Regions from separate parts of the Homo sapiens genome. Here region 2 is linked to region 1. Evidence: chromatin loops called from intact Hi-C (ENCODE). Cell type or tissue: heart right ventricle. All regions are shown on one strand. Links, peaks and the distances in the headings refer to the core of each region. The heading gives the core; the rest is flanking DNA.

The links. Peaks named below come from ENCODE experiments on the same cell type or tissue, not always from the same donor. Only the 100,000 strongest peaks of a DNase experiment are listed, where the experiment ranks them.
Region 2: a loop joins it to region 1, with 3.0 times the contacts of the local background. A loop is called at or near these places in 3 of 110 quality-filtered maps.

What each region holds. Positions count from the first base shown.
Region 1 is chr1:110,049,886-110,055,999 of GRCh38, forward strand. It overlaps STRIP1 (striatin interacting protein 1), which reads left to right. Exons shown (of 21, transcript NM_033088.4): 18 at 458-524; 19 at 1,071-1,175; 20 at 1,798-2,002; 21 at 3,780-4,756. The coding sequence ends at 4,027. Among named protein-coding and RNA genes, the nearest start is that of ALX3, 18 kb to the right of the region's middle. In heart right ventricle, for the core only: a CTCF peak has its summit at 4,120 (motif pointing right); a DNase peak (open chromatin) is centred at 4,116; H3K27ac peaks cover 1,177 bases.
Region 2 is chr1:110,181,386-110,187,499 of GRCh38, forward strand. All of the region lies in intron 6 of SLC6A17 (solute carrier family 6 member 17), which reads left to right. Among named protein-coding and RNA genes, the nearest start is that of SLC6A17-AS1, 16 kb to the left of the region's middle. In heart right ventricle, for the core only: CTCF peaks have their summits at 3,957 (motif pointing left) and 4,157; no DNase peak of the experiment used is centred there; H3K27ac peaks cover 1,300 bases.

The DNA.
Region 1 (6,114 bases), core at 1,115-6,114:
GGCTCGGCCATGTGCCTTGTAATGCCCTATCTGCTGACTCTTAGCCCCTGCTGTTGGCCTGGTGCCAGCTGTGCTTGACATTACTTGCTCGTCAGTGTGATATACCACAGGGCGCCGGCCAGACCCTGTCTCCAGAAAGGTTTGGCATAAATTAGTTGCCCTGAGCTATCTCCTCCCCCGCCCCACATTGATTGCTGTGGGGGAAGCTGTGAGGGTCTCTTCCCCTTACAAGATCAACAAGCTGGCCTCTGGCTACAGGGGTGCTTTACAAGTTCTCTTGTAACAGATATTTCCTCATCTTATAGGTGGGGAAACTGGGGTGGGACACATCAGGTAGATTCCTACTTCTGCTCCAACAAGTGAGGGAGGAAAGCTGGGAGCTGGCTCAGGCACGGCTGCTCCACCAGGCCCTGGGCCTTTGCTCATGGTGGGCATCTGGTTCCTCTCCCCTCTGCAGCATTTCTGTCCTGGATTACCCTCACTGCGTGGTGCATGAGCTGCCAGAGCTGACGGCGGAGAGTTTGGTGAGTGGCTGGGCTCTCCTCAGCTGTCCTTTTGGCACCAGGGTCAGTGGGTAGAGAGCCTGCCTACCCCAACACTGCAGGAATAGAGGTGTCTCCCGCAGGTGAAATCACTGTGGAGTGCCCGGCTTTTAAAGCACTGTAAGTGTACAGAAGGGCCAGGAGGAGGGCTCTTGCAGAGCAGAGAGATTTGGATTTAGGGATTAGTCAGGGAGTGTGGTCTTCAGGGGCTGCTGATCCAGAGCTCACCTAGTAGAGGGCTTCTCTCCCTCAACACTGGACTCGGCAGTAGGAGCTCTGGGGCAGCCCAAGGCCACAGCTCCCAGTATCATGGTTCATATTTCCTGCAGGAAAAGTCTAGGGAGCCTCCCTCTTCCCCTAGTCCCCTGCCAGCTTCTGGGATGGAGTCCTGGGGCTGCTCTGAGAGCAGGGGATTCCTGGTAGAGGCCTGGAGACCCGGCTGTCCTGAGATCATGTGTGAGGGACTTTTGGAAACTGCTGCACACACTGCAGCCATGAGGGCTGATTGTTCCTGGGTTTACCCTGCAGGAAGCAGGTGACAGTAACCAATTTTGCTGGAGGAACCTCTTTTCTTGTATCAATCTGCTTCGGATCTTGAACAAGCTGACAAAGTGGAAGCATTCAAGGACAATGGTAAGTGAGTCAGTGTAGTCAGCAGGCTTGGAACTTGGAGCTCAAAGAAGAGTGCTGGGAGCAGGGAGTCCCCAGGGTGGGGCTCACTGTGCCTTCTCACTTAACTTTGCTGTAGCCGTATCCTTGCATTTTAAGGGCCAATTCCCAGTTCCTTGATGAATTGAACTGGAAGCTGGAAGAGGCCCAGTCATGCACTGAAACAAATCTACATTTATAGAAGAACTTTTTCCATGTCGTCTTAATCTTGATTGGTAACATAATCAGGGTTCTGAGAATCTTCCTTAACTCTGGGTCTGTGGATGCCTTTGGGGTGGGGAGGTCCTTGAATCCTCTGATAACTGTGTGTACATGTACACCGGAATGTTTCTGGAAGGAATCCATAGCTTTCTTCAGATTCCAAAGTGACACATAGTTAGGGTGACCAACCATCCTGGTTTGTCTGGAACTCTACTGGTTTTAGCATTTAAAGTCCTATGTATCAGGAAACTCTTCAGTCCAAGGGAAACTGGGATGGTTTGTCACCCTGACAGTAACTTCCAAAGGGTTAAGCAGCAGTGTGACCTGGGATGTATGCATTTATTTTTGTCTTCAACTTGGGCTGCTTGCTTGTTTCCCTTCCCAGATGCTGGTGGTGTTCAAGTCAGCCCCCATCTTGAAGCGGGCCCTAAAGGTGAAACAAGCCATGATGCAGCTCTATGTGCTGAAGCTGCTCAAGGTACAGACCAAATACTTGGGGCGGCAGTGGCGAAAGAGCAACATGAAGACCATGTCTGCCATCTACCAGAAGGTGCGGCATCGGCTGAACGACGACTGGGCATACGGCAATGGTGAGACTCTGCACTCAGCCAGATTTGGGTGGGAGTGTGTCGGGAAAAGTGACATCTTTCACTCCCTGCCCGTGGTACTCAGGTACTTCTCTGCCCTGAGCTTCCCCCCAAGGAACAGGAAGGAGCCCAGCTCCTGCTTTTGTAGCATCAGGATGGGCACTCTAGGAAGGACTTTGAGAAGCTACCCAGCCTTGGCATCTGCGATCATCCCCATCTCTCCTTGTACCTCCAAGTCATTCCTTTTCTAGAAATTGTCATAAGACTGTGTCCCCTCTTTTCATCCCCATTTTGGCCACCTAAACTCTTACAGCTCTTGACTGACTTCCCTGCCTCTAATTTCTTCCCCTCCATCAGTGTCTCAGATTTCCCTAGTGATCCTTTTTTACTTTGATGTTTTTTAAAGATAGGGTCTCGCTCTGTTGCCCAGGCTAGAGTGCGATCCTGGCTCACCACAACATCTGCCTCCTGGGCTCAAACTATCCTCCTGCCTTAGCCTCCTGAGTAGCTGGAACCACAGGCACATGCCACTGTGCCCACCTAATTGTATCTTTTTTATAGAGACAGGGTTTCACCATGTTTCCCAGGGTGGTCTTTTTTTTCTTTTGAGACAGAGATTCTGTCGCCCAGGCTGGATTGCAGTGGCACAGTCTCAGCTCACTGCAACCTCTGCCCCCCAGGTTTAAGCGATTCTCCCCCCTCAGCCTCCCAAGTAGCTGGGACTACAGCTGCACGCCACCATGTCCAGCTAATTTTTGTATTTTTTGTAGAGATGGGGTTTCACTGTGTTAGCCAGGCTGGCCTCGAGTTCCTGGCCTCAAGAGATGCACCCACCTCGGCCTCCCAAAGTGCTGGGATTACAGGCATGATCCACTGTGCCCAGCCTTCTCAGGGGGTTCTTGAACTCCTGGGTTCAAGCGATCCACCAGCCTCGGCCTCCCAGAGTGTTGGGATTACAAGCGTGAGCCACTGCGCCCGGCCCCCTAGTGAATCTTTTCAACATGCAGATCCTGTGCTGTTACCTCCCTGAGTAAAATCCTTCATTAGCTTCCTATTTCCCTTAGAATTAGATTCAGACTCAGGCAGGGCATGTGAGGCTCCCTCGTCCTTTTTCATTCTCCTCCTCTGTAATCTGACCCAGCTTCCTTTTCAACCTTGTTACGGGCTGTCAGTCCAGCCTCCATCATACCCAGAGCTCCAGGCACAGGGAGTGCTCAGTCCCTGAACATAGCCGTGTGGTTCCCACTACTAGGCCTCTGCAGGCACTCTTCTTTCGCCCACAGTGTGTCTCCCCTGCCCACCTGGGCTGCTCTGTGTGTGCGTGTTGCTGCGTTGTTGCGTTTCTGGAATATACCACCATGGCTGAATGACTGTGTCTGTACTCTCAATGCCCTGTGAATGTGTGCAGGCCCACAGTGGCACACGGTACCTGGTTGGGGAGTTGAGAGAGAATGAGCAAAGGAGAAGATCTCCAGGTTCCTCCCTCTGACCCCAGAGAGCCAGGGAGAATGCCACTTTGAGAGAAATGTGTTGTACACATGGTTCTCCCTCTCTGGGTCTACATAATCCCTACAGTATAAGCCTCTTTCTCAGTACCTCTGGCTTTTCTGCTTGTACTTGACTCTCCTTTGGATCTAGGAAGGAATTCCTGGCATCTTTCTGAGGATGAGCTCGGAGGTATCCTGCTCTTAGTTGACACTCAATATTCCTGGCCAGTGAATCCATGGGGAGCTGCTACAGGGCATGGCTCCTAACGGTGTTTCTTCCTGCTTTGTCTCAGATCTTGATGCCCGGCCTTGGGACTTCCAGGCAGAGGAGTGTGCCCTTCGTGCCAACATTGAACGCTTCAACGCCCGGCGCTATGACCGGGCCCACAGCAACCCTGACTTCCTGCCAGTGGACAACTGCCTGCAGAGTGTCCTGGGCCAACGGGTGGACCTCCCTGAGGACTTTCAGATGAACTATGACCTCTGGTTAGAAAGGGAGGTCTTCTCCAAGCCCATTTCCTGGGAAGAGCTGCTGCAGTGAGGCTGTTGGTTAGGGGACTGAAATGGAGAGAAAAGATGATCTGAAGGTACCTGTGGGACTGTCCTAGTTCATTGCTGCAGTGCTCCCATCCCCCACCAGGTGGCAGCACAGCCCCACTGTGTCTTCCGCAGTCTGTCCTGGGCTTGGGTGAGCCCAGCTTGACCTCCCCTTGGTTCCCAGGGTCCTGCTCCGAAGCAGTCATCTCTGCCTGAGATCCATTCTTCCTTTACTTCCCCCACCCTCCTCTCTTGGATATGGTTGGTTTTGGCTCATTTCACAATCAGCCCAAGGCTGGGAAAGCTGGAATGGGATGGGAACCCCTCCGCCGTGCATCTGAATTTCAGGGGTCATGCTGATGCCTCTCGAGACATACAAATCCTTGCTTTGTCAGCTTGCAAAGGAGGAGAGTTTAGGATTAGGGCCAGGGCCAGAAAGTCGGTATCTTGGTTGTGCTCTGGGGTGGGGGTGGGGTGTTTCTGATGTTATTCCAGCCTCCTGCTACATTATATCCAGAAGTAATTGCGGAGGCTCCTTCAGCTGCCTCAGCACTTTGATTTTGGACAGGGACAAGGTAGGAAGAGAAGCTTCCCTTAACCAGAGGGGCCATTTTTCCTTTTGGCTTTCGAGGGCCTGTAAATATCTATATATAATTCTGTGTGTATTCTGTGTCATGTTGGGGTTTTTAATGTGATTGTGTATTCTGTTTACATTAAAAAGAAGCAAAAATAATTCCCGTTGGCTTGTCTACAGGAAATATGGCCTCTACGTATCTCCTCCAGGTCTAGAAAGTGGTTTTTTCTGCTAGCATTGCTGGTCAACGCTTGTCCTTGTCAAGCTGCCTGCCTTTCCCATCCTGGGGGAAGAGGAGAGAGAGTTGGCATTTATCCAGTGTAAGTTAACCCCACAGTAATCTGGGATTGCTCTAGCCCAACTCCAGGGCACTAGGTTACTTTACTGACACATTGTCCTGCACCCCTGGGTTTGCTGTAATTTCAGTAGGAGCCCCAGGTTTCTCTGGATCACATCACTGAGCTGGCCTCAGCCAAACCAGTGTCAGTGCTATGGAGGGAGGGGCTAGGTCAAAGCAAGGGGGTCTGCTGCTCTAGGTCCTCCCTGGGGCAGGTGGTTGGGACTGAGGGGAAACTTCAGTACTCAGAGCCTAGGAAGCAGACCATCAGGAGTCAGGTTCACGGTGGGAAAAAGTGTTGGAGGGCCCAGGAGCCCCCTGTGGCTGAGAGAAAAGCAAGGAAAATCTTTGTAGTAGGTGTCAGTGGACACCTGGCGCCTCCACTTTGGCCTCCAGACCCCTGGTTTCATCTGCCTGAGAAGATATTAGTGTTTTGATGCTGGTGAAAGGAGTGTTTCCTTTTTAGAATTCCTGGAAGCTCTTATTTTACCTGTAGGCAGTTGTTTTGTAGGTTGTTAAATCTCCAAGGGGTCTTGACTTGTAAAGGAAACATGTTCTGGGGAGCATCTCCCCTTCTTTGGGTCTTGTGTTCATGCCTGCCTGGCCTGGGACCTGCTGAGCCTCAGGACAGGCCTTTTGATGTGCCAGCATGGTTAGGGACAGCAGGGGTGGAAGGCAGCAGTGTACTCCTGATGGTCACACAGCTGTGAGATGGGAAGTCCCATCTGTGACTGATGGGCCCTGTGCCCCAAAGTAACTTGTACAGGACAAGGGAATTGACACAATTTATGTGTGGATGATGGATTTTCTGCTATTTCTTTCCAGGACTGACAGGAAATATGTATCTTGAGATTTCAATTAGGGAGAGATGGATTTTTCACATTCTTACTCTCCCATGAAGCCTGAGTCACTGAAACTGCGTGGTCGAGGCCTGTCTCTCCTCTGACCTGCAAAAGAGAATGCAGGACTATCAAAGCTGCAAGGGCCATAAAGCCTGGGCAGGCAAATCCTTTCAGCTGTAGGCCCAGGAGCCAGCCTGGGGAGAGGAAGGGGCTTCTCACAGCCACAGAGTGTATTAGTGGCAGGTTGGCCATTTGAACTCAGGTCTTTGTACAGAAATGTCTTTTGGAGCCACACAGTTTTTGTGGCTTTTTAAATCTCATATGGGTCATGAAATGGG
Region 2 (6,114 bases), core at 1,115-6,114, 130 kb after region 1:
TGGAAAAAGATTGAAAACAACCCAAATAACCATCATTCACTTATTCATTCAACAAAGGTTTATTGAACACCTGTTACGTGCACTGTTCCGAGTCACGGGATCCAGCAGTGAACAAAGCAGACAGACTTCCTGGTCCTCATGGAGCTTACGTTCTGGTGGAGGGAGACAGATGTTGTCAGATAATATAAGATAAAGAATTGTCATTAACTGTTGATGCCAAGGGGAAAAATAAAGCAGAGAAAGGAGGTTTAGGGCATTCGGTGAGAAGAGTTGCAATTATGGACAGTACCGTCAAGGAACGCCTTGCTGAGAAGTGACGTATGAATGAAGACCTGAAGGAGGCCAGGGAGCAGGCTATGTGGATATTTAGAAGTAATGCATTCCATCCTGAACAGAGGGAACAATGAGTGTGAAAAGGACTTGAGACTGGCTGTGGCTGGCATATTCAAAGAGGCCAGTGTGGCTCGAATAGGAGGGGAAGGAGGTAGGACGTATGGTCGGTAGTAATGTACAGCCGGATCATGAGGGTCCTGTGGTTAAGGTAAGAAGTTTGACATTTACTCTGGTGAAAAGGGAGCCATCGAGAGTTCTCAGCAGAGGAGTAGCATGATCTGACTTCTTAGGACGATCATTCTAAGCCTCTTAAGTGGCTTCTGTAGAAAATCTGAGGGAATGAGGACAGGACAGGGAGACCTGTCAGGAGGTCCTCCAGGTGAGAGATGACTGGGGTTTGAGCCCAGGTGATGGCAATGGGAGTGATGAGAGTTGGTTCGATGGAAGATACATTTCAGAAGCAGAGTCAAAAGGGTTTGCTGTTGGATTGGTTGTGAGGTGTAAGAGGAAGAGAGGAGTCAAGGATGACTGTGGCCCTTTACATGAGCAGTTGGAAGGATGGAATTGACATTCATGGAGATGGGGAAGACAGTGGAGGGAACAGATTTGGTGGGGAACATCAAGAGTACTCTTTTGGACATGGCAGGCTTAAAATATCTAATAGATCTCCACATGGAGATGCTGAGGAGGCAGTTGGATGTATGGATCTAGAGGTCAGGTGTGGAGGTCTACATTTGGGAGTGCGGGATAACAGAGAGAATTTAAAGCCACAGATTGGTTCACAATCACCTAGAGAATGAACAAAGACAGAGAAGAGAGCTGAGCACTGGGGCCCTGGTGTTTAGAGGCTGAGGGCGGGATAGCTGTGGGTGGGCGGTGGCGGGGAGGTCGAAGAATAGGAGCAGAGAGAGAGACAGGCAGGCCGACAGACAAACAGACATTCTAGATGCAGAGTGAAGAAAATGTTTTAAGAAAGAGGGAACAATCAGCCATGTCCAAAGCTGCTGAGAGGTCAGGTGATGAGGTCTGAGAATTGACCGAGGCACTTGGCAACAGAGGGGTCACTAGTGACCTCAACAAGGGCTACTTGGGTGGAGTGCTGAGGACAAATCTAATAATAATGGGTTGAAGGGAAAATGGGAGCGAGGAATTGGAGACAAGTAATAGATACCAGTTATTCTCAGGAGTTTTGCGATACAGGAGCAGAGAAATGAGAAATGGGATGGTAACTGGAGAGGGTCATGGGGTCAAGGGTGTTATTTCACAATTTATATGATAAAAATAATCCATCATACACCACTGGTGGGAATGTGAAATGGTATAATGGCTTTGGAAAACAGCGTGGCAGTTCCTCAAAAGGTTAAACAGAGTTAGCATATGACCCAGCCATTCCACTCCTAGGCACATATCCAAGAGAACTGAAAGCATGTTCACACAAAAACTTATACACAAATGTTCATAGCAGCATTGTGTATTATAGCCAAAAAGTAGAAACAACACAATGTCCATCAACTGATGAATAAATTTTTAAAATGTGGTATATGCATACAGTGGGATATTATCCAGCCATAAAAAGGAATGAGGCAGTGATACACATTGCAACATGCAACTCCTGAAAACTTTAAGCTAAATGAAAGAAGCCAAACACAAAAGACCACACACGGTATGAGTCCAATGATATGAAATGTCCAGAATAGGTGAATCCATAGAGAAAGAAGGTGGATTAGTGGTTAGTACTGGGCTTGTGGGGAGGTTGGGGGAGACATGGGGAATGACTCTATGTGTTTGGGTTTTCTTTTTGGGGTGATGAAGAGGTTTTAAAATTGAGTGTGGTAATAGTTACACAACAGTGTGATACGCTAAAAACGATTGAATTGTGCACTTAAAAAATTCAAAAAAGAGAAGGTAGTTTGTGTCATAGGAGAGGAGAAATAAGCAGGAGGGAGAGACTGCAGTGCTCAGCTGGAAGAGTTGGTCTCAGCTAGGACCACACACAGTCCCCATAGTAGCAGGAGGGAAAGGCTGGGCCACGGCGCATGGACGCTGGCAGGTGAGATGCTGTGGGAAGGAGCTCTCTTCTGATTGTGTCATTTTTCGCAGTGAAGTAGGAGACAAGGTGATTGTCTGAGAGCAGGAAGGGAGGAGGAGGACTTGGAGGGCTAAGGAGGAGTGAGTGTGAAGTAACTGTGTAAGAGATGGGAGAAATGTGTGGGCAGTGGCAGCACGAAGGGCCCCCTGGAGGCTAGGGGTCAGGAGTGTGCAGTGGACTCTCTAGCATGGAGATCGCCAACACTTCCGCAACTCCAAGATAGACAGTTTTTCACATTTGAACATCTCTGAAAGCACGCTGTTTCCGACGATCAGTGAGGCAATTATACAAGCCTGTTTTTTCTGTTTTTGTTGGTTTTTTTTGACGGAGTCTCGCTCTGTTGCCCAGGCCAGAGTGCAGTGGCGTGATCTTGGCTCACTGCAACCTCCGCCTCCCGGGTTCAAACGATTCTCCTGCCTCAGCCTCCCAAGTAGCTGGGACTACAGGCATGTGCCACAATGCCCGGCTAATTTTTTGTATTTTTAGTAGGGGTTTCACCATGTTAGCTAGGATGGTCTCGATCTCCTGACCTTGTGATCCGCCCACCTCGGCCTCCCAAAGTGCTGGGATTATAGATGTGAGCCACTGCGCGCAGCCCAGAAGCCCGTGTTTTACAATGGATAGTGCTTATTCTGTAGCAGGCACTTTTGTGTGCACTTTGCATATATAAACCCATTTAAACCTCCTAACAACCCTGGAGAGGTCGGTACTCTCATTATCACCACTGTGCAGATGGGAAAACTGAAGCACAGAAAGGGTGGATAACTGTAGGGAGGAGGCTATGAGTGGGCAACAGCAGAAGGGGCAGTGTGCCAGGAGCTCTGGGACTCTGTGGGTTCCCAACTTAGCATGTTGAGGAAGTGCCGAGGCTGGGAGCAAGGGCAGTGGCCCCAGGAGTGTGGAGAGTTCCATGACCACTCTGATGTGGACAGTAGGGAAAAAGAGGAACACACCCACACATATTCACGTGCGTGTATGTATATGTGTATGTAATGTATGTGTGTGTGTATACTGCTGGTATACGCATAAAATATCACAGGGGGGTACACCGGAAACTGACATCATGGGTACATCTGGAGAAGAAGAACCAGGTGTTACAGGATACAGGGATGAGGAAAAGGAGACTGAGGGATCGGGGTGTGCATCAACTCCTAGAGAAGAGAAGTGGGTTCTCTGCAAGTTCTGAAGGCCCAGGGGTGGAGGTTAGGGGTGGAGCTTCTTGACTCCCACAGTTAGAGAGAGGGCTTCTCAGCAGGATGATGAAGGTGGCCCAGCCTCATTACCAGAGCGTGGGCTCTGGAGCCAGACGATCTGGTTCAGACTCTACCTCATCACTCAGCAGTTGTTGGGCAAGTTCCTTTGCCCTGAGGGTCTCAGTTTCCGCAATGGCAAGATGGGGTGGACAGTGGCACCTCCCCAATGGGGTTGTCGGGAAAGTGCTTAGGACTGCTCCTGGCAAGTGGAGAGCATGTGGTAAATGTTAGCTATTATTATCCTCGTCCCTTGTGAAGGTGACACTGTTCTTGGGCAGCGGGAGCCCAGTGCTCCAGTGCCATCTGGTGCTTCGTGGCCCCGGCTGGCTCCACACCAGCAGGTGCACAGCAGTGCTGAGAAGCAAGGTGTGTGCTCCTGTCACGCATGCGCTCAGGCTAGGGCTCAGCAGCTGCTTGTGGGCTCAAAAGCATCATCATGCCCACGAGTCAAACGCCTTGATACACTTTGTTTCCCTGAGTGAGGAAGTAGTTCAGCCATCATGCTGAAGAATTGGCAGGAAGCTGTTCCTCTGTTTTAGAGCAGACACCCCGAGGAGGGGGCGAGCCGCCTTTTCTGAGGGAAAAGCCCATTGCCCATCCTCCTCTTGCAGTCACATCCTGATGCCTGGAAGGGGCGTGGGGTTTTCTGAATCTGGCCGGGGGTTCATCCTCTGTTGTTGCTTGTTAGAATCATGCACCATCACCCAGGAATCCTGGAAAGAGCCCCTTTAAATGCAAGGAACAATAAGCATTCTGTACTGAAGGTGCCAGGCTCAATTTACCCCCAGATTAGCACTGGGCATCTGTGGTCATCTCCATCAGCAAGAGTACCCCTCTGAGCTGCAGGCTGGAAGGGAGGGTGCCCAGGGACCACCTGCACCAGGCACTTTTCTCCTCAAAGGTCAAGTTCACCCTCAGATGCTTTCCTGGGCCCTATCAACATCAGATTTGGTTCCATCAATTTGCTGGGTGATACGTATGTGGGTGATAGGTATTCATTACACTATCTTCTCTGCCTTTGTACATTTTATAATAAATATTCCATAATTTTTTAGTGGAAAAAGAGCAATCTTAACAAACAAATTTTTTTTCTATCCAAAGTTGTTGAATATTCCATCCTCCAAGAAATCTCCAAGCTATATAGGGCCAGCTCTGATCTGCAGTTTGGGATTGTGGTATCCTCCCAGGAGTGGCTGCCTCCATTTATGAAATTTGACCCTGAAGTGTGACTAGGCTGAGGAATTTATTCACATCTTTATTGATCCTAAACCTTTTAGGTTTAGGGTGTGATGGAAATCTTAATGATGGTATGAATTTGGGTCTCACAGGTAGTCTGGACCTTTTTGTGAAAATGATTGACATAGATAAAAAAGGAAATAATTACCAAAAAAAAAAAAAAAGGAAAGAGAAGAGGAAAGGATAATAAAATGAAGCCAGTATTAAAATAGCCATGTTTTAGAAAGTAGAAGTTTGAAGTCCTAAGATCGTCCTCTTATTCTAGAAGACAGCATCTTAGCCCAAAAGGCTGGTACAACTTTGTAGCCCCTTGTCTGGTCCCTCCTGCTCAGCTCACAACTCATAGAAAAAGGTCAGCTTTTGTCTAGTCTCTCTCTCTCTCTCTCGCTCCCGACTCTTTCCTTCTCTCACACGTGCCAGCACTGTTCATACAAACAGGAGAGGAGATGGGCTCCACCCCTAAGCACAAAGTGTTGAAAGGAAGACGAGACACATAAACCTGTGACGTGGGTATTGACAAGAGCTGTGAGAGCTCAAGGACCAGAGGCAATTAGGAAAAACTTTAAAGAAGAAATGATATTCATGGTGGGTTTTGAGAAATTTGTAGGAGTTTACCAGAAAGTGAGTAGGAGGAAGGGAATTTCAGGAAAAAATTACAGCCTAGGCAAAGGCCAGAGGTGTGCTTTTGAAGAGGAGTAAGTTACCTGCATGTAGAATGTTCAGAACATAAAGGAATGGAAAAAGATTTTCTAGAAGACAGTGGGGAACCATCAGATATTTTTCAGCATGCAAGCGACGTGACCAGAGCTGTGTTCATCTTGTTAAAAAAAAACAAAAACAAAAACAAAAAACCACTTCAGCTAGATTAAATGTAAAAGTTTAATTGAGCAATGAACAATTCGCTAATCAGGCAGAACAATTCGCTAATCAGGCAGAACAATTCGCGAATCGGGCAGCCTTCCGAGCCAGAGTAGGTTCAGAGACTCCAGTGCAGTCATGTGATGGAAGAAGATTTATGGACAGAAAAAGGAAAGTGACTTACGGAAGATGGAAGTGAGGTGCAGAAACAGCTGGATTGGTCACAGCTTGGTGTTTGCCTTATTTGAAGTTGGTTCGAGCAGTTGACCACATTTGATTGGCCAAAACTCAGTGATTGGCACAAGGGTAGGCTACAGTCTGTTTACACCTCCACTTCTTACAGTT